Linked DNA regions of Homo sapiens: region 1 is linked to region 2. Evidence: chromatin loops called from intact Hi-C (ENCODE). Cell type or tissue: PC-3. All regions are shown on one strand. Each heading gives the region's core, and the rest is flanking DNA. Links, peaks and the distances in the headings are about the cores only.

Region 1 (10,266 bases), core at 679-8,678, 890 kb before region 2:
CTTCATTTGTTGACATGGAACAAGCAAGATTTGCCACCTTAAATACAATCCAAAATAATGGAAATTATTTTAGATTAGCAAGGAAATGCAGCAACACTTATACTGAACAAGAACATGTACACATTCATCAAGAATCTCAATGACAAATAACATTCTCAAAATCATCACTGGTATCTATTTTATGAAAGAATTCAGAGAATCTATTAAAGCAAATAACAATAAAAGGACCTAGATAATTGTTTAAAATGAGGAGAGACTAGTGAGAGAATCAGTAAACCCTATACAGTCTCTTGGTATCAACATCTAACCCATAATAAGAAGCTATTGTGAGACTGGAAAAACAAAAGTTTATCTGTGGATTGAATGCTAATAGGTTTTTGGAATCTCATATGATTGTGATTTATTTTAAATTTGTAATTGGTTTATTATTTCCCAGAGGTCTATTACTCATATTTAAGTTGCATTAAGTATGACTGTATCTTTATACATTTTGTTTGCATCAAATATACTACAAAGCTGAACAAATACAAGATAATTAACTTCTTCCTGCTCTTGATTTTCCACTACAACTTCATGGGCACTGTTTGACATTCCTGCAGTGCATTTGATTCAAGCATTAGTGACACCCAAATTTCTCTTATATTATTGCTTTTGAAATTTACATTTTCTTCCAACAAAATGAGTGCTGTTTTAATTACCATTATGTCCATGACCTAAATCCAAGGTTTACAAATACTTTCTTCAGACCATGAAAGAGCCATGATGAAGAGTGAGAGGTTATTTTCCCTTCCTCTGCACCCCACTCTTGTTCAAGATTCTTCTTACTAACACAGTAAGGCTTATGGACAGAGGCAATGTTTTCTCTGATCTACAAAATATCTCATTGTCTTTATCATTGCAAGGATTTACTTTATCTAACAGTAATTTTTCTAACTTTTAAAATATCTCTGTCAGTTGTTTTATACTTTAACGCATTGCAGTTTTTCCTGCTAAGATCTAAAATACATCCAGTTGCGGAGAAACTACGCATTAGCCACATGCAGTGGAAATAAACAACATATGACTTTGGATCACTATTTTAAAAGTACCACAAAATGTTATTTAAATGGATTTACAGTCTTTGCTTTTTTATAACATTTCTTTTAATATGCCAATAGTGAAATAACTCCTCGGTTTTCATTCACATATAATGAAATAACAGCCATACATTATTTAACTGTGGAAGGGCATTGCTCACTTTATTAATGTACATGGGGATGGCTTACTTGAAAAGGTCTTTTGTTGGCTTGAAGGTCACAATGCCTCAACTTTCATAATTTCTGACACATAATTAGCACATTTGTGAGTTGTTTGAAAAGGGCAACAGTTTCTGTGCCCCTTTCCACTCCCCAAACCCCAATCACTAAAAGTGAAACTTGACAGTCTAATTGCTTTAATTTGTATTATATTAATTCACACTGCATTTGCAAAAAATACTGACCTGTAAAATTGAGCACTGTTTGTTTAAAGTAAAAAAATAAAAATAAAAATAAAAATCATTGGCTCAATGTGGTCAAATTAGAAGAATGCTGGTTAACCCAAAGCTTAGAAATTATAAAAAACTGGCCCTATGTAGATACTTTTTTATTTTACTTACTTATATTTACTGTATCCTCATTTTCTTCTTTTTCCTTTTGAAAGTATACATTCTTCTTCTGGATATTTGCTGGCCACCGAGGCTTATTAAAAGCCAATTAAGTGACTGACATAGTATAGAAATTATGTTAAACACAGTGTGTGTTTATATTAGCAGAATTAATTTTATACAACCCTCTAATGAAAATACAACACAACTGAAAGTTGTGTTTTCTACTCAAAGTTTTCTGCTCAGTCATCATACTAACACTCTTTTTGTCTTCATGTATTCTATGCCTGCACATACTTGAACTTCTCCTTACCAGAACTGTTCTGTCAAAGTTACTAGGTAATAGAGTATATTTCAAGTCATGTGCAGTTTTAGTGCTATTGTGTACAAACAAGGTCGAATTTTAAGATAAGTAATATCTGTGACAAAACAGAAAAGTGTTAGAAATAAAATATCTTTACATTTCAAATTTGAATGATTTTATGACATATTTTCTAATGTTACATCAGTGTGTGAATAAAGCCAAATTTCTTCTAATGATGATTCTTCCTAAATTCTGCATGGCTCTTTAGTCAAGTATGTTCCCAAGAACAGTAGAAATGTAATTCCCTGCTGGTCAAAGAATACAGCCTGCAAATAAGATGTTCTGTAAAAATAGTTTTAGATATTTGGACATTTGATATCCTTTGTGTATCTGCGCAAAATGTGGGCAAAGCTTTGTTGGTATTCATAAGATCTCTGTAGAATGTTTCTGCTCACTGAGGGAAACAAGGATATCGGGAGTTTTTGGAGACAAACAGATTTGGGTTTGAACCCAGTTCCTACAGTTAATAAGCTTCTGATTATGAGCAAGATATTAAATTATTTGATCTTGTTTTGTCACCTATAAAATGAGTATGATAATGATGACCTCACTGGGATGCTTTGAGAATTAAACGAGATAATGTATGGGGAGAGTCTGAAGCCTGGTGGCCCTCACCATGTATGAATTGCCTTCCATTTAATCTATCTCTCAACTAATGGAAAGAAAAAGAAAAGAAAAAAAGAAATTTCATACTCTCAGAGGTTTTGTAGAATTAAAGCCTTAGGAGCCTAAAGAAATTTAACAATATGTCTGACCCAAGAGCCACAAACTCAAATGCTTTCAAGAGCCATGCAGGGGATGGGATACAAACATTGAGTCTAGATTGAACTCAGTAGTAGGCTGGGGTTGTGGGTCCCCAGACAAAATGATTATGTATGCCCTACTGAAAGGCATTCATTAAAACGAGAGAAATGAAAGGAAAAACTCAATGTCTTAGCCAAACTAACAGTCTGTTGGCTTACTTTAGTTCACAGGTCACCATTTTGTGACATTTAACCCCACTCTCTAATCTTATATTGTATAAATAAGAAAACAAAATTAAGCAGGGGGATGAAACATACTCAAACCAACCAATGGCAGGGCGACTATTAACTAGCAATATGTGTATGTCCTTTTTGCTACCCTGAAGAAAGTCTTGAAAAGCATTCTGGCATTGAAATGATTGACCAGACTTTTTATTGGTATTTTGCTACATCCTTAACCAAGTCTACAAAAAGCAGAATCTAAATTATCTTAAATAAATGGGACAAAAGGTAGTTATTTAAATTTACACATTTATTGAAAAGAAAAACCTGGGACAAAATGTTCTTTCATTTTTATGAAAGATTAAATTACATCCTTAAAATAATTACCAATATTGTAATAATTTAAAAACAAACAAGAAGTCTTCAAACAGGGATATGTGTCTTGTTATGAGAGGAGAGTGAAGTTTTTTATTAGCATCCCTCTCTTGCAGCTCTTTCCTTCCCACCATTCCTTCTGCCCTCTAAAATGTATGGTATATTCTAGGCCCTTTAAACATGGCTGACCTTATTGCCCTATTTGGGCTCTAAAAAACATTGTAGATGAGAATGCCTAGCCAGACAATTCCTCAGCTGAACAATCATGTTAATGTTTGTTCCCTTCCTTCTGGTTCCTAGTTCAAGTTCATTTTATTTACTTATTTATTTAGAGACCAAGTCTCACTAGGTCGCCCAGGCTGGAGTGCAGTGGCTCGATCTAGGCTCACTGCAACCTCCACCTCCTGGGCTCAAATGATCCTCCCACCACAGCCCCTCAAGTAGCTGGGACTACAGGTGCGCACCACCACACCTGGCTAATTTTTGTATTTTTTGTAGAGACGGGGTTTCGCCATGTTGGCTAAGCTGGTTTTGACCTCCTGACCTCAAGCAATCCATCTGCCTCAGTCTCCCAAAGTGCTAGGATTACAGCCATGTGCCATGGCACTGACCCCTAGTTCCAGTTCTGTATACTAGTTAGTATGTTTCTGTCATGATTTCCATTTGCTGGACTTTGAGTCTTTTCTTTCACTCAGCAGAGAACATAGTATCCTTCACTCCCTAACCCATGGTTTCAGGTGAGAAATTCCCTGTTGTGGAGCCTGGCCTTGTAGAATCCTGACACCTAGGCTAGTTCTGTCCCTCACTCTCTATCAAGGTCAGGAGGATGATCAGGCTTGAAACAAAAGGATGAGTCACCAGTGGTAGAGCCAGGGACGGCAATGAAACAGATATTTTGAGATGGAAAATTTTTTCAATGACCCTTTAAAAAAGATCTACCATACTATAGGTTAAGTCTGCTTTTCATCATTACTTTGTTCTAATCTGGTAAAGATATTCTATTTTAAATAAATTGAATATCAGAGCATGGTATGTTTTAACGTTCTAGTATTAAGTTTTATCTGAAATCTCAGGGGCACTGGTAGTGTTCTCAGTCATCTTAGAAAACTGAAATGAAATCATTGTTAGGAATGAGTACACTATTTGGACAGCTGCTTATCACATATCATTCAGTCTGTCACCAAGAAGTTCCCACACAGGTATTTACCTGTAATATGATCTCTCCAGAACACGAAGCAAACCTTGATGTTTGCTGAGATTTTCATTGTCACACATTCATTGTTTATATATTGTTCATATAGTTAATTGTAATATCATGTCACCACGTCTCCTAGCTCTCAATGGGGGAGAAAGGTCACTGTCTCATTTTCATGCATTTTCCCATCTGGCAATTGGTCATGCAACTCTTGTGTAAATACTTCCAGAGGCAGATAATTTATTGTCTTCCAGGGCAGTCTAGTCCCATTGCAGGACAGCCCAAAGTTACAAAGTTACACAAGTTATGAAGTTCTTCTTTATAAGGAGATGAAATATTTCTCTCAACAAATTTCTCCTACTTGTTCTAGAATACAGAATGGCAAATATATTCAATAATGGAAATAAAATGGGGCCTACAAAAAATCCAAATCAATAGTCCTCAACTTGTGGGATAAGAGAGATGGTAAGAGTAATAGAATCACCAGTAAATAGCTATTAAAAAGAAAAGTCCAATTCCCTTCTGTCAAGATATTCTGATACATTAAGTGTGTATACGCATGGAAGACAGAGGTGTAAGGACTGTATAATTAGATTTTTTAAAAGTTCTCCCAGGTGATTCTGATATACCACCTCCCCCATCTCCAACACATACACACACACAACAACAACAACAACAACAACAACAATACACACATGACAACACACAGATACATACTAGGATTTTGGTTAATTTTCATGTGTTTGAATAGACAGTCTTTCCCGAAGATAAATGTACTGAGGTGAAAGTCTAAAAAAGAATGACCTGAACATGTGTGGGTTAGCGTAGGAAGTTTAATAGAAAGCTTCACACATTAGAGGCAAGAAATAATGACTTAAACTTCTACTTGAGAAATAGAGAAAAGGCTAAAAATTAAAATAAGAAAATCAAGTATAGGGGATATTCTGGCCTTCCATCCAAAATCCATTCCTCCCTTTGGTAATAACACTGATTTCCCTCGGAGAACAGTTCTTTTTCTAACCTAGTGGTGTAAAGTCTTGGTACGACTGTCAATCAAGGATCCTGGTCCTCCCCTAGGTCTAGCCTGGGCATATCCCTTACTTACTAGTGCCACCTACAGCCCTGAATCACTCTTTGTTCTGTCGAATCTTAGCCTTCTTTCATTCTGATTTATGTGCATTACCTTATGTCTTCCATAAAGTCTTTATTTCTTTTTAAGTAAGCCAAATTTATTTTCCTTTGCATACAACCAGAGAACCACGATTCTTAGTAAGTACTGAGCCAGAAACTTATACCCTAAGAATGTACTAATCTCAGATGGATACTTTCAACAAAGTTGAAAGCTGGTAATGTATAACCATAATTATTTCTGTGAAAGGCAACTTCTCATTAAATGCCTGCCTCTGGGTTTAGTCAGCCTGCATGTCCTAGTGTTAGGAACAAATGTAAGGAAGGAGACAGTCATATCAGTTCCTGCACATACAGATAAGTGTCTTCCTTTGACGATCTAATTCTTCAATGTCTATTAGAACATGTTACATATCAGGTACAAGAGAACATCTAATTCTTGAAGAAAATAATTTATCATTTTTGAGTTTATCTTTCAGCAAGCTGCTCATTCTGTTTGAAAACCACCCCTCACATACTCTTTGAAAATCATACCTATACTTCAAGGCCTGGATCAAATATTGTCTCTTCCACAAACTCTTTTCAGATGCCCAGGATCCATATCTTTATCTTCCCACACTCTCGCATTATAGCGAATTCTCCTTCTCTCTAAACTCATTTATGTATCTATCAGATGGTGAGCTGCTTGAGGGTAAAGACGATGATATATTCTTTTAAAAATATTTTCCCATCAAGTTAAATACCCCGAAAATAGCATTTCATCTATGTAAATAAATAAAAATAATAATTTATCTCTATCTGGAACTGAATCATTGTTAATATAAATTATTGTCTATTGTGTCTGAAATTAACACATTTGGTGAATTCTATTTTTTAAAGTCCTGTGTACAACTTAATTTGTTCGTTGGAAGCTGTGTCCTTTCTTCCACTCCTTCCTAATAAAAATGATCCTAATTCTGTACCGTATGAATATAAAGGTAAGAATTATTGCTTTAGGTTATGGGGGGAAACACCTGAGAAAAGAAAGTCCTTAGGTTATTAAACTTAACTGCCCCGAGTGGATTTCAGTCTGACTGTGTATATTCATTGGAAACATCAAGATTAGACAAATCTGTAGCAAAGATACAAATAAACAGAGAAAAACTTTGAATATGGGTGTGGAAATAATCTAGCTGAAATGTGTTATTTATTTTTAACTTGTATTGGCAAAGGAGACTTGGGCTTCTTTCTGAATTTAGAAATAAATGGCAGTTCATAAAAGCTTGTGAAGAAGCATGAAGAAGGAAAAATGGTGTCTATGCCCCTTGGACACAGTAGTAAGTAGCAAAACTACAAAGTCACTAGCCAAATCACTGATAGATGGAACACTAGAAGTTCTTCAGGTTGGTAGGAGATAGCAAGAGTTGAATCAGATACTTTGAGTTTGAGTTGCCACTGAGATACATAAGAAGACATAAACTACATATAGTTAGATGTGTAGTTAAGAGGGGGTCTACAGTAGAGATATTAATTAAGAAGTTACTAGTTTATTGATGGTAATTAGATATGATTATGTGAGGAGAAAAAGTTCTTGGAGGTATATAAGATATTAATATTTATTAGGCAGAAACATGAGGTTACTCCTTCAATGAGACTTAGAAAAAGTGGCCAGAGATAAGAAAGGTTGCCCACAATACTGTGATGTCATGGAGACCAGGAGAAGAAAAGGTTTCAAGAGGATGATATCATATATCAACTGCTGAGAGGTCAAGTAAGTTATCCCTGAAAATATCCAGTTCAGCCACAGAGACAACCATGCTAATCATTCCTAGAGTGTTCAAGTCAAATGATGATGGTTAAACTAGTCTGACATGAACAGAGGACTGTGTATGAGGTAAAGTAACCCCATGAGTCTTATGACTCAAGGCAGAGAGCTACAGGTCGCCTGGATAATACTCACTCTCTCATTCTCCCATCTATCCATTTTAAAACATTTTACCTCTCAGTAATATCTCAAATCATGTATTAGGTTGGTGCAAAAGTGATTGTGGTTTTTGCAATGGCAGAAACTGCAATTACTTTTGCACCAACCTATATTTTTGCTGTCCTCTACCCTAGTTAAGATTTTGATCAGTTTTATTTATTTTATTCTTGTTTCCAGTTTTAGCTTTTGTTGTCAGCAAATGTTCTTTCTCTACAATATGTTCACATTGCAGCCAACAAATTTTTTCAGATGCAAATTTGGTTCCCCCATCATCACCTTTCCATCCCCACATCATACCCCCATCCCTACTACGTCTTGCAGTCTGGCCTGAGAGTCATCATGTGTAGTTCTTGTTCTCTCTTTGCTTCAGCTATATCAATGTACTTTTATGTATCAATGCTTGCTTCTGCCAGAAAACATCTGTACATACTGTTCTCTGTTGGCTGGAATGCTCTCTTCCTCCCTTTTCACAGCCACCTTCACACCACTTATACTTGCTTAACTGCTATCCATCAGATCTCTGCTCAAAAGTAATTCCTTGGAAAGTTTTTCACCAACACTGTCCTCCACCTCCACACAGAATACCTGAAACTTCTGCCCACCTAAGTCAGATTTTTCCTTCAGAGCATGATTCTCAGTTTATAATTATATGTTCACTGGGAAGATTATTTGATTAGCATACATTTCCCCAGATTTATAAAAGCAGGGACCACCCCTGTATTTGCTCATCATTCAGCCTACAGTGCCAGTACCTGACACACAGTAGACAGTCTATAAATAGTTCTTTGGGGAGTGAATGAATGCATGAATGCCTGAATCAGTATGCTTGAGAATGTATCATCTTCTTGATGAACATGAGATGACAAATAGAAGAAAAATGGGTTTTAAGGGAGGAGTCAGCAGCAGAAATTCAGGACAAGAAATAAAGAGGAATGAAATTTTTCCTTTGAAATTCATTTTCAATATTCTACAAAGGCTTAGACAACTGGACTTTCAAGAAAAGTACTTGTTTTTCTTCTAGTCTGGCCATCATCCTTAACAAGGCTTGGGGGGCAGCTTCTTTCAAGTTTTACCTTCACTTAAGATATCAAATATGGAACTACTGAATAGGTCCCAATTTAGCTTTTAATTTATTTATTTTTAATCAAGTAAAGTAACTCTTAAAGGGCCCAAGCTGGATGCCAAATGTTGGCAAGTGTGGCAGATGGAAAGAGGCACAGTAACTTCCATAGACAAATCCAAGAGCTTCATTGTCTATTTCAGAATGTAATATATGCTCTGCTTCTGATAATTGCAGAAAGAGCTCTGATCTCCCCATGTTGGCACCGAATGACCTCTGGCTAACAAGTCAGCCCTTCTCTTTCTCCTAGTGAAGCAGCGCTGCTCTGCTTCCCTTGGTAGTAATAAGAAATGATTATGAATTATGGGTTCTGTAGAATATTTAACTAATATAACTGTGCTGTAAAAGCACATAGCAAATTGCAGGGAAACAATTTCATCAACTAACAAATATTGATTATGCACCTATTATGTGGGCTGGGAACTGTCAGGGAAATGATAGAAGTCAAAATCAATGAAAGTGAATCCCAACAAGCACAATCTATTTAAAGGGACACGTGAAAGGATCAAAAACTAAAACTCTGTCTCCAAATACTACAAGAAGATAGAGGTAGGTGAACTTCATAGAGATGACTGTAGTAAGAGTGTTACATGGAGACAAATTATTACTTAGGAAATTCATATTCTCTTGAACTTTGCATCTCAAGCTGCTTCCCAAATTTTATGAATCCTCAATCACACAATCCGGTCTCTGATATTAGTTTTGCTTTACCTCTCTGTCTTTGGTCATCCATCTATAAGATGAGGAACAGATTGACTTCATTTCTAGACCTCTTTCCATTTCAATAATTTTGTTTTACTGCTTATGTAACTGATAACAAAATTAGACAGAAATTAGACAAAGGAGAAGAGCTATCAGGCAACGTTCCTATTAATTTAAACATGAATTTGTAGATGAAATATTAGCCAATTTAATTCAACTGTGTAATAAAAAATAATAATAAAGCAAGACAATGTTGTTTATTCCCAGAATGAACAAATGACTCATGACTGAGAGATCTAATACTGAAATTCCTTTTTGAACTGGATATCAATAGATTTTTAAAAAGCATTGATGACAGGTTTATGCCTATTCTGATTAAAGCAAAGCAAAACTACACTAAAAAACAAACTCAAAACCTTAGCAATCTATGAATAGGAAGAATAATTCTTAATCTCAAACAAAATCCAGAAATTTCCAGCAAGTGTCATGCTCAAAATTCAAGATTAAGATAAGCATTCCCACTATAAGTGAGGTTAATCAATATTTTACTCAAGGTTCTAGTAAATCTAAATGAATAAAAAAAAGCAATAGATGCAAATATTGTTAACAAATAACTATATTTATTCCCAGGTCTCAAAATTGTCTACCTAGGGAAAACAAGATTATCTGAAAACTGTTATTACTATTGAGTATTCGGTAACACTTCTTCATGCAGAATGAATGTGAGATGAATAATATATTTTTCTATATATTTTAAAAGTTTTCATGACAAAATTTGTTATTATAGCAACTAAATATTATAAATTTCATAGCAGTATATATCTATTGAA
Region 2 (10,152 bases), core at 1-8,000:
TTTTCTTCACATCATCACTAACTCCTGTTATCTCTTGTCTTGCACACCTGTTAGGATGGCTATCATGAAAAAGATAAGAGATAACAAGTAGAATTTTATTTTTCAATTGAAAAATATTAACCCGCAGTCATTTTTATCAAATAAATTTTATCTAACTTATTTTTATTTTTCTTCTGTTTAATAAAAGTTTGTTTTAAATTCAATTTTTATCCTACAAGGTATTATGTACCCTTCTGGCTTTGGAATTACCTAAAAGGGGTCACACACCCAGTTTAGTAAAAGAAAAAAAAAGCAGTTGTTCACTCCTGAGCATCGTCACTAAAAAAGTACCATGTGCTGAACAATACCTGAAGCATAAGGGAAGCTTGGATATATAGAATGTATTATTAACCTGAATTGGACGTTAGCCAGAACACTGAACCTACTTCCCCCAAGAGATTGTCATAGTACAAGTCCTCAGTACTTTAACTGCCCATCAAGAGATATCACCTTAGAAACATATTAGAACAAAATGTTGCAGCTCCCTTCTTGAGAGGTGTCAGCATGTTCTTTTTGTTACATAGATCACCAACTGCTAGACTATGTATGTCCAAAAACATTCTATCCCATATGTTCAGAACAGTGCTGGACCCTATGTACAGCACAGAAGTATACAAAATAAAGAACATATCCATATCCTTATGGAACTTACAACCTATTTAAGAAAATGGCTTATGAGAATAACAGAAAACATATAATAGCTACCAATTATACTAAACACATGTCAGGTGCAATGTTAAGTCCTTTATACATATTTCATAGGACTTACTTTATACTTGATATATTGTTTCCTCAAAGCAAGCTATTTAAGTTAGGGTTATTTTTCCGATGCTTTTTAAAAAGAAACTCAGGTATCCAGTACAAACAGTCTAACCAGGTTTGGGTAACTACAAAGCTCACACTCTAATCACTGTACTACATGGATTCTCAATGAGTATATCATCAATCAAATGCTAAATTGTATGACACAAATAAAAGCTAAGAATGGCAAAGAGTGAAGAGTTATATTGACTAGAGGTCACAGGAGGAGGTGTTATGAGGGAGGCTAGACTTCAGTTTGACTTTAAAGAATGATTTAAGTATGTAAAATGAAACGGGCTGTACATTCTAAATACGAAGTTATATAAACCTTGTGCACAGGTCAGAAGGCAAGAATAGTATGCCGTGATCAGAGAGACAAGAATCAGATACGTGATGTGTTCCAACATGCATGCAGGTCTGAAGTACAATAATTTAATTTTACATATTTTTATATCAATGTCTAAATGTGCTTTAGTCTATATAATGTTCAACTCAATAATGTCAACTTTAATTTATATCAAAAGACTTCAGAAGCCTCTGGAAATGGATGTGTTTTATAATGTTATTATAAGTTTTAAGGGTAGATAAAGAGAGGAATGAATTACATTAGAGTCCACATTATCAAACCTTATTTTGTTTTACTTCACAAAACGAAAGCTCTAAGGAAACCTCTTGATTTATAAGCACTCAAATTAATACATAAATCTGAGATCGATATAATAGCTGGAACTTGTTATTACCATTCCTATGTCACACCAACTAGAAGGATGAAAACCAAGTAGTCCAAGCAGATAAACTCCAAGACTGTACCTGCCTTTCGATAGTAAGAACCAAAAGAGTGTCCAAATTCTCCGGTTAATCCTGCTTTGTCATCCGTTTACTTTAGGCTGATTCATCCCAGTAAACCCACCACCTCACCTATCACAGCCTCCTCTCACACCTTTTCCAATCAAAGCTATTTCAACATTAGTCTTTTTGAAAGTAGGAAAATGTAGAGATGTTGTGCCCTGACCCAAGGAATAGCTGATGTGCAGGCACTCACTCTTTTAAATAAATAAATACTAAGTTCAGACCTAGGAAAGAAAGCACAGTAACCTCAGAAAAACAGAAGTGAGAGAATGGAGCAAAGAACTCCAGTAGTCTTATCTTGTGCCGAGAAAGAAATCTCTCAAAGATGATGTTAAAAATATCATAGAAGGGGACAGAAAATAAAACCTAATGGATGACTCCAATAAAATAATTATAGTCAATTCATTGGACATCCATAATTCAGAGTTAACACTGGCATTTTCTGTTTGTTTTAAAAAATGGATAGAAGAATAAAATATGTTAGGAGAAAACCTCAATAATACATAGGGGCAAGGGAAAATCTCTCAGCCCTTGGTATCCAGGAAACCAAAGGCTTATGCTCTTTTGAATTTTAAATGTGTAGCAAAACACATTGATTTTAATTGCCTATAATCTGAGGTCAAACCTTTTGGCATGGTTCTTTGTTCATAGCAACAACACCACCAATAATATTTACTGAGGATTTGCCATGAGTCAGATACTGTTAGGAGCACTGGAGAGGATACAGCATTAAAGGTGACAGACGAGGCCCTGTCCTTTTGGAGCTTATGTTCTGTCCCAGTGCGGAATGATAAATATGGTTGGACCAGGGAACAAACCATGACTAATTCTCTAATACAAAGAATACCACCTTATAAAGAGGAAACTTTCTTGCTAAACTGGCAATTTTACAGAGGCCTGAATCTTTTCCATTAGAAGAAAAACACTTTCTGGCGTGTGCTTCATCAGGTTTTGGAGCTTTAAAGGAATAGAATGCGAGATAAAAGATAAATCCCATCAAGCTAGAGAAGAGCTGATGTTCTGACCCTTTGACCCTGCCCATCAAGAAGACATAACACTCCAGGTTTGAAGTCAGACTTGATTTAGATTTGAAGCCCAGTTTCACGCCTTATTAGCTCCATGACCTTAGGCATGTTACTTAACTTCCTTAACAATTTTCTCATCTGTAAAATGGTGCTAACAAAAGCCACCTCACTGTATTGTTATAAGCATTTAAAGATTCAATTCATAAATGTTTAAATCATACCATGTGCCATATGCTTTTCATTTAATAAATAGTATAGATGATTTATATAGGCATATATGTATACACTCCATGTGCTCATCTTTTCTTTATGCACATATAATTTACCCATCTATCCTCAATGCCATTCTCCCAGAGTTCTACCCTTCTGCCCCTGAGGCATTTACATTCTTCCAAATTCACAATTAGCTAATAAAAGAATCCAATCACTGAAAATGTGTTAATGAGAAACGATAACAGAAGAGTACAGTGACTACTGCCTGCCAGCTCAAATACCCCTCCATGGTAAAATATGGTTTTGGAAACAAAACTGTACTAAAAATTGCATAGGCCGGAGGAGTGACTCTGGTGTGAACGCTAAGCAGCATCCTCTGGGGGTTTGTTATAGTAGCACTCAGTAACCATCAAGTGCTAATACCTAGATCATCATTAATTTTTTTAAAAAAACAAAACTTAAATGGACATTGTATCCTTTTTCATGTAAATTAATGTGTCTGCAAAAAGAATGTATTTGCCCTGGAACATTCTATAAAACAAATATAACCCCTAGGAAAATAAGGCCATAGAAAGGTTAAATGTCCATGTAACATCTGTGATAGAGCAATACCTAGAACACAATTCTCTTTTTGGCCCAGTAATTCTAGACCATATCATGTTGACTTAATGAGATTTAACTAAAAATAGAAAATTCTGCTTTGAAAACCTTCATCCAAAAGGATCCAAAACTTGTGAATTAGGCAATGGTGAGAATGCCACACCCTTTGCTACTCTAAGAGGAAAGTCTCTCAAGTGATCGACTCGAGGCCTGGCCATGCAAGTCAGACATTTAGTCATTTTTCTAGACTCTATCCATCATGGAGCACATTACCGAATTTCATGCAACCTCATTTAAACATTTAACTGGCTGTTCTGATCGGAATAAACCTTTGGTGGAAGTAAAAGCTTGACAACGCTGACACCTAGTGGCTGTGAAGAAACTGGAGCAGATTCAGCCTAGGAAGAGTAGTGAGCTACTGTGGCAGTGTCTCCAAAACACACAGCATTTAATCATGATGAATATTAGGTTATAAAGTACCAGTTCTAAAACAAACCCTATAAAAGTTTATTTCAGCTCTCTATTTATCTAGGGGCCTACAAAAGGAGGCAATTAAAAACCTTGTATTTGAAAAGTAAATCTTCCTTCAATCTTCCACACTTAGCAAATTACTCATCTTCAAAGATCAAAGAAAACTAAAGATCAATTCATATTTTGGCATATTTATGACTATTTTCCTTAATGTTGCATGTACACCCACAACCTTATCCTGGTCTTCAGGTGATTTTTCTCCCCAGGTCAAATATAAAAGCCAACTGGCCAAGCCATTATAGAGACTCCCTTTATGCCTCTGAAGCGTCCCTAGTCAAAGGGTAGTTGGATTTTCACAAACCAGCAGGAATTTTCTTTAAGAGAGGTATAAGGACACATGTGGAAACCCCTAAAGTACACATCTAAAAGCAAGGACCACATTGAACACTGTGGGAAGCCATATGAACACAGCAGATCAGCACAGCACAACCTGTATCTGCTCTAACCATTAGAAGATAAGTTTCCTCAGACCCACCTGCACCTCTGACAGGCAGGATGGCAGGAAGCCTAAAGTGTTCATCTCCTCCACCAAGGAGAGCTCTGACTCCTACCTGCTGACGTTTGAAGGCTAAATAATCCAAATTTTCCAGCTCCTTCCCAAGCTTCTGGTAGGTTTTCTGGAGGTCAGATTTGTTGGCAACATTTTTGAGAGACTCAAATGTCCTTTGAAACTGAAATTGAAAACAAAAGTAGATCATTAGGATAGCAGCAGATTTTTCTCAAATTCTCAACTTGCTAACACGAAGAGTCGATAATGAGCCTCAGTTTCTCCCATTCATAATACAGTGATAACAAATGCTAGCTAATTATCTTTCAATGAAATAATTAGGGACACAGAAAGAGTTATAAACCATATTCTAAGTATAACCAACATTACTGCATGCATGAGAAGCCTGTTCAGTCCTCATTCTAACAAAAGAGCATACTTCATTTAAAAAAAATAAAAAAGAAAGTTCATCTTTTAGGATATACTTCTGCTTTAAAATTTTTTAGAAAGCACTGTGAATGTATAATTTTAAATCATAATGAGGAAGCATTAAAGAGTGCTCACATTTCAATCATGGAAACAAACAAATTTATGAAAATGTAGTTGCTTACACGATATTTTGCTATAATGGCATGGAATCTGGCTTGCCTCTATAATAATATCTATGCAGAATAGGTCACCCAACAAACTTCAGCAAGAAAGATCTCTCAGAGCTTGTATTTTGAGAAGGAAGGAAAACTTAACATTTTGATGATCAAAGCATATGTGGCATGTTCAGCAAACATTTATTCATTTCTGCTCTATAACACAGATGAGCTATGAGCAGATGAGTTATGATCAGAAAGAGAGTTCTGATCAGTTCTGCTGAATCAGAATGCTCCTATTCTTTTTAAATCAGATACTAGATAAATACAAAGGTGAAAAATTGCAACGAACCACAGAATACTGTCTGCTACTAATAATTAATTAAGCAAAGGAAGCTCACAAGAAATTGGATTCTTGGTTTATTTTCATAAATTAGAACATACTTTGGAGGGTTAGTGATTGAAAATGTCAAGTAATGTAATTTGCAAGACATTTGCATTTGCTCTCTCTTTATGTCATTTATTTCCCATATTCTCACTCTGTGCCATTAGACAGATTTCTACAGATAGAGACTTGACCATCTTAAACACACCAGAACTCCACTGTGACTATGATGCCATGAGACAGGCTAATAAGATTTTATAGAATATAATTAAGTTTCCAGGGAAATGATTTGACCCTTACTATATCAAACTCTATGAAATAAGTCATATTAAAATGGCATTCTACTGAATTAAATCCCTAATTTCATGAAAGCAACATGTTTATCTCAATCCAAGGTGACAGAGGGAAAAGAAATGGGAAATAACAGTGCTAAGCTTCCATGACAGGACAGTAAATTAAATTCAACAAATAATCATTTAGAACCTACTATGCACAAAGCACTATGAATATAAAAGACATTTCCTGCCCTGAAGGAACTCATACCACTGGAGAAACTAGACATGAAATTCGGAAATGAGATGGACACTGACACTTACTGAGTGCCCACTCAGCCCCAGGTACTTGATGCTTTCCAATTTAATCTTCACAAGAACCACAGGAGTTCCTATTTCTCTTCTCATTCTATAATTGAGTAAACTGGGTTTCAGAAAGTTTGATTGAACTGGGTTTTTATTACAACATTCATGTTCTTTCTACTCTATCCTTAACTCTAACACAAGGCAAGGTAGTAAAGAGAGTGCAAAAAAAGAGAGATAAAGGTAACATTGGTGAAAACTCGGAAAACTCACTGATACTGACACTGACGGAGGGACTCAGACCACGTAGAAGACGTAAGACAATTTGAGTTGGGCCCCAAAGGACAGGAAGTCTTTTAAGAGTCTGACGTGGAAACCAATTCTACCCAACATATTAAACACAGCCAAAATCAGTTCATTTTCCCCCACTTATAACAATAAACAAGTTCCTTTCAACATAATTTTAATGACCTTTATATGAAATATTTATTATATTGTATAATCATTTCTGTGCCTTGCCCATTTCTTGGTTCATTCTCACTATGTTCAAATCAAAATAAAACCTTATCTAAGATTCTAAAAAATTTAAGTAATTTTATCTATGATTTAATTAATACAAGCTATTTTACTGACAAATCCATTTAACTCTAAAGCATGTTTTAGCCCCTGCACTTTGTCTTCCCTAAGAAATATTAGCTCTACTTCTTAAAATATTTTTTCTTCATATTTATCTCTGTAAACATTATACAACTCCAAATGGGAACTTTAGAGCAAACACACTTGTAAAGAGTGTTCAAAATAGCCGGGCGCGGTGGCTCACGCCTGTAATCCCAGCACTTTGGGAGGCCGAGGCGGGCGGATCACGAGGTCAGGAGATCGAGACTATCCTGGCTAACACGGTGAAACCCCGTCTCTACTAAAAATACAAAAAATTAGCCAGGAGAGGTGGCGGGCGCCTGTAGTCCCCGCGGGAGGCTGAGGCAGGAGAATGGCGTGAACCCGGCAGGCGGAGCTTGCAATGAGCCGAGATTGCGCCACTGCACTCCAGCCTGGGCGACAGCGAGACTCTGTCTCAAAAAAAAAAAAAAAAAAAAAAAAAGAGTGTTCAAAATAAGAAACACAGAAAACCAACACTTCAGGTAATATGCCCATGGCCAAAGGAGAAATGGAGAAAATCCAGTAACAATACATGATCACAAGAATGTTTTAACTAAAGGTCGGACTTTGTATAATATGGAGATTTCAGCTTGAACTTTTGTTATCAGGAATTATATCCTCCATTTATTGATAATAAAGAGTTCAAAATACTGTAAAACCATGATAATTTCATTCATTTAAGCAGTTTTTTTTGCTTACAACAATAATTAATTGTCAAGGAGAGGTCATATGAAAGCTGTGGTATAGCTCTGGCTTAGCTCCCTATTAAACACACCCCATCCCCACCTGCACACATGTACGCTTAAAGATACTAAAGAGTGAAAGCAATAATCTTACTTTCCAAGTGATGCTGAAGTACAGAAGATAAAAGTTAGGTTGAGGCCTAGGTTTTAAAGAGTATTCACTTGGCTTGAAGATTTTTCTAATAGGCCACAATGGTTAATCATTGAAACAAACCTCCAAGATTTTCTATATTTGTTCAGTACATGATAATTTTCTTATATTGATTATTTCTCCAAATAAATGATCTCCCAGTTGGAGACAAGTTGGGGAAAGGAAGCACAATTAATTGAAGAGATTTTTAATACTGCTGGATTTTACTTATTCATAGTTTTGAGTGGGAATTTAAAATGAGCCAAAAACCCCAGAATAATTTGTTGAACCTTGAATTTATCCTGTGTTTTTTTTTTTAACTCGTTATAAACCAAACTCAAACTTTAAAAAGCTCAGTGAATTAGACTAAACCCAAAACAAACCTTGGACATACAAGATAAGAATGGGTAGAGGAAAACAATATCCCTAAGCCCAGCACTTGCTGGAAAAGTAAGCACTGTCAACACTCCCAGAGTGTGTTTTCTCATCAAATTATTTCTGCTCAGAAATAATAATAGTAATCCATCAAATAAAACAGCAGAAACTATAATTGCTCATCTCACATTAAAATAGCTGACAAATTATTTTGCAAGAAAGAGAAGCATAGAAAAGGCAACAGGAAAATGTCTACTTTGTCTCAGCAGTCCCTTTTCCCAGATACATTTTTTCTCCTTTTTCCTGACAATACATATATAAATAAATCTAAGCCAGTGTTCTATACAAATTATGCATCCAATGAGTTCATGTAAATTATGTAGATTTGTGGAGTAATTTGAGAAAGACACGAAGAAATAGGCTGAAACAGCAGGAAAAAAAAATGCAGCCAAGGCTCTGGCAAATAAAGTTTTCCTCTCCCTCACTGCCAACGCCCTGGCTTCCTTTTGTAGTCAGATCGATTGATTCAAATAACTCTAGAGCTCCAGCAGCCTACTAATTCCCATAATTTAAAAACATCAAGTAGCATTGCTCCAAAACAAGAGCCAGCTCCACAGTCATCATGTTTTCTTATTTAATATTTCATGCATTTATACGAGGTGCTGGGTGCTACCTGTAACATGAAAAGAAATCCCATACCCGCAGCGTTATGTGTACAAAAGGGTATACAGTAAGTGCCTGATGGAAAGCATTATATCACCAAGTGTGATCTTAGTGTCCCTAAATCATCTGTTTAAAACAATGCTAAAAGTTTCTGGAGCCTAAAGCAGAAGGAAAGAATAGTCAAAAAAATAATATATTGATGCTCTATAAATATTAATACCTAGAGTAAAAAGAAATTGTTTTAAGCATAAGAAATAGCTAATCTACCTTACTTAAATATGGCAACCACAGAGCAATCAAAAATAAAGTATTACAGAGAAAGAAATTATTTAATGTTTCTGAATTTAATCCATTGACTTTCATATTTTCCAAATGAACTTACAAGATGATAATACCACTCAATAAAAAGAAGTTTACAACTGAAGCAGAAAATTAAAGCTCACATACATATCTCAAATGATTTTTTTTTTTTTTTTTTTGCTGTAAGGAATGACTATAAAAGTTAAGAACATAGAGCAAAATTGGGCTTGAGATCTAAATTAGAAATAGTTCTATGTAGGTGAAGGCACACTGGCCTTGAGGTCTGAGGTTCAAGTCCTTGCTATGCCATTTAATAACTGCATCACTTTGGACAAGTCATTATTATTCCAATTTTGATTGTGTTATCTATAACACAGGACAAATTGTCTTTGCCTGCCTACTTCACTCAGTTGTTGTGAAATCAGTTGAGGAAAAATAAAAGACATTCATTCAACAAATATTTATCAATGAGCAACATACCAGACATGTAAGAAACAGAGGAAAACAAAAGAGAAACAACTCTTACCCTAACAGATTTTACAATCTAGCTTTATAGGTTACTGCTTTATAAACTTAAAAGTTCCATAAAATTGAAAAGACCATTGTCATTAAGATCATGACACCTTTCAGTAGTGAATAAGGACTGAACAAAAGGGTCATTCAATAATTGTTTATAGAGCAGCATCACTGTGCAAAGCACTGGGCTTGACGCTGTGAGAAACATCACATTTATGGTGAGGCTTGGGTGGAAAAATGACGAAATCATTGATGCTTTATGAAAAGTTTGGCCAGGTACAGTGGCTCACGCTGTAATCTCAGCACTTTGGGAGGCCGAGGCTGGCAGATCAATTGAGGTCAGGAGTTCGAGACCAGCCTGGCCAACATGGTGAAATCCCATCTTTATTAAAAATACAAAAATTAGTCAGGTGTGGTGGCATGCACCTGTAATCCCAGTTACTTGTGAGGCTGAGGCAAGAGAATTGCTTGAGCCCAGGAGGCAGACGTTGCAGTGAGCCGAGATCGCACCACTGCACTCCAGCCTGGGTGACAGAAAAAGACTTCATCTCAAAGATAAGATAAAATAAAATAAAATAAAAAGTTTATGGGCAATGTCCCCAAAGAAATCAGCAGTTTACAAATGGATAATCCATTTTGAGAAGGGTCAAGATGATGTTGAAGACAAAACCCACAGCAG

What was found. A loop is a pair of places that touch in the nucleus more often than their neighbours do. Peaks named below come from ENCODE experiments on the same cell type or tissue, not always from the same donor. Only the 100,000 strongest peaks of a DNase experiment are listed, where the experiment ranks them.
Region 1: a loop joins it to region 2, with 5 times the contacts of the local background. A loop is called at or near these places in 2 of 110 quality-filtered maps.

Annotation. Positions count from the first base shown.
Region 1 is chr10:66,621,748-66,632,013 of GRCh38, forward strand. It overlaps CTNNA3 (catenin alpha 3), which reads right to left. Exons shown (of 18, transcript NM_013266.4): 10 at 1-37. Among named protein-coding and RNA genes, the nearest start is that of LRRTM3, 300 kb to the right of the region's middle. In PC-3, for the core only: CTCF peaks have their summits at 5,641 (motif pointing left) and 5,871; DNase peaks (open chromatin) are centred at 4,184, 4,614, 5,624 and 8,424; H3K27ac peaks cover 1,596 bases.
Region 2 is chr10:67,517,233-67,527,384 of GRCh38, forward strand. CTNNA3 (catenin alpha 3) reads right to left here. Exons shown (of 18, transcript NM_013266.4): 5 at 4,610-4,729. Among named protein-coding and RNA genes, the nearest start is that of MIR7151, 120 kb to the left of the region's middle. RefSeq lists an enhancer at 9,601-9,770. In PC-3, for the core only: a CTCF peak has its summit at 3,890 (motif pointing left); DNase peaks (open chromatin) are centred at 1,729 and 3,879; H3K27me3 peaks cover 1,395 bases.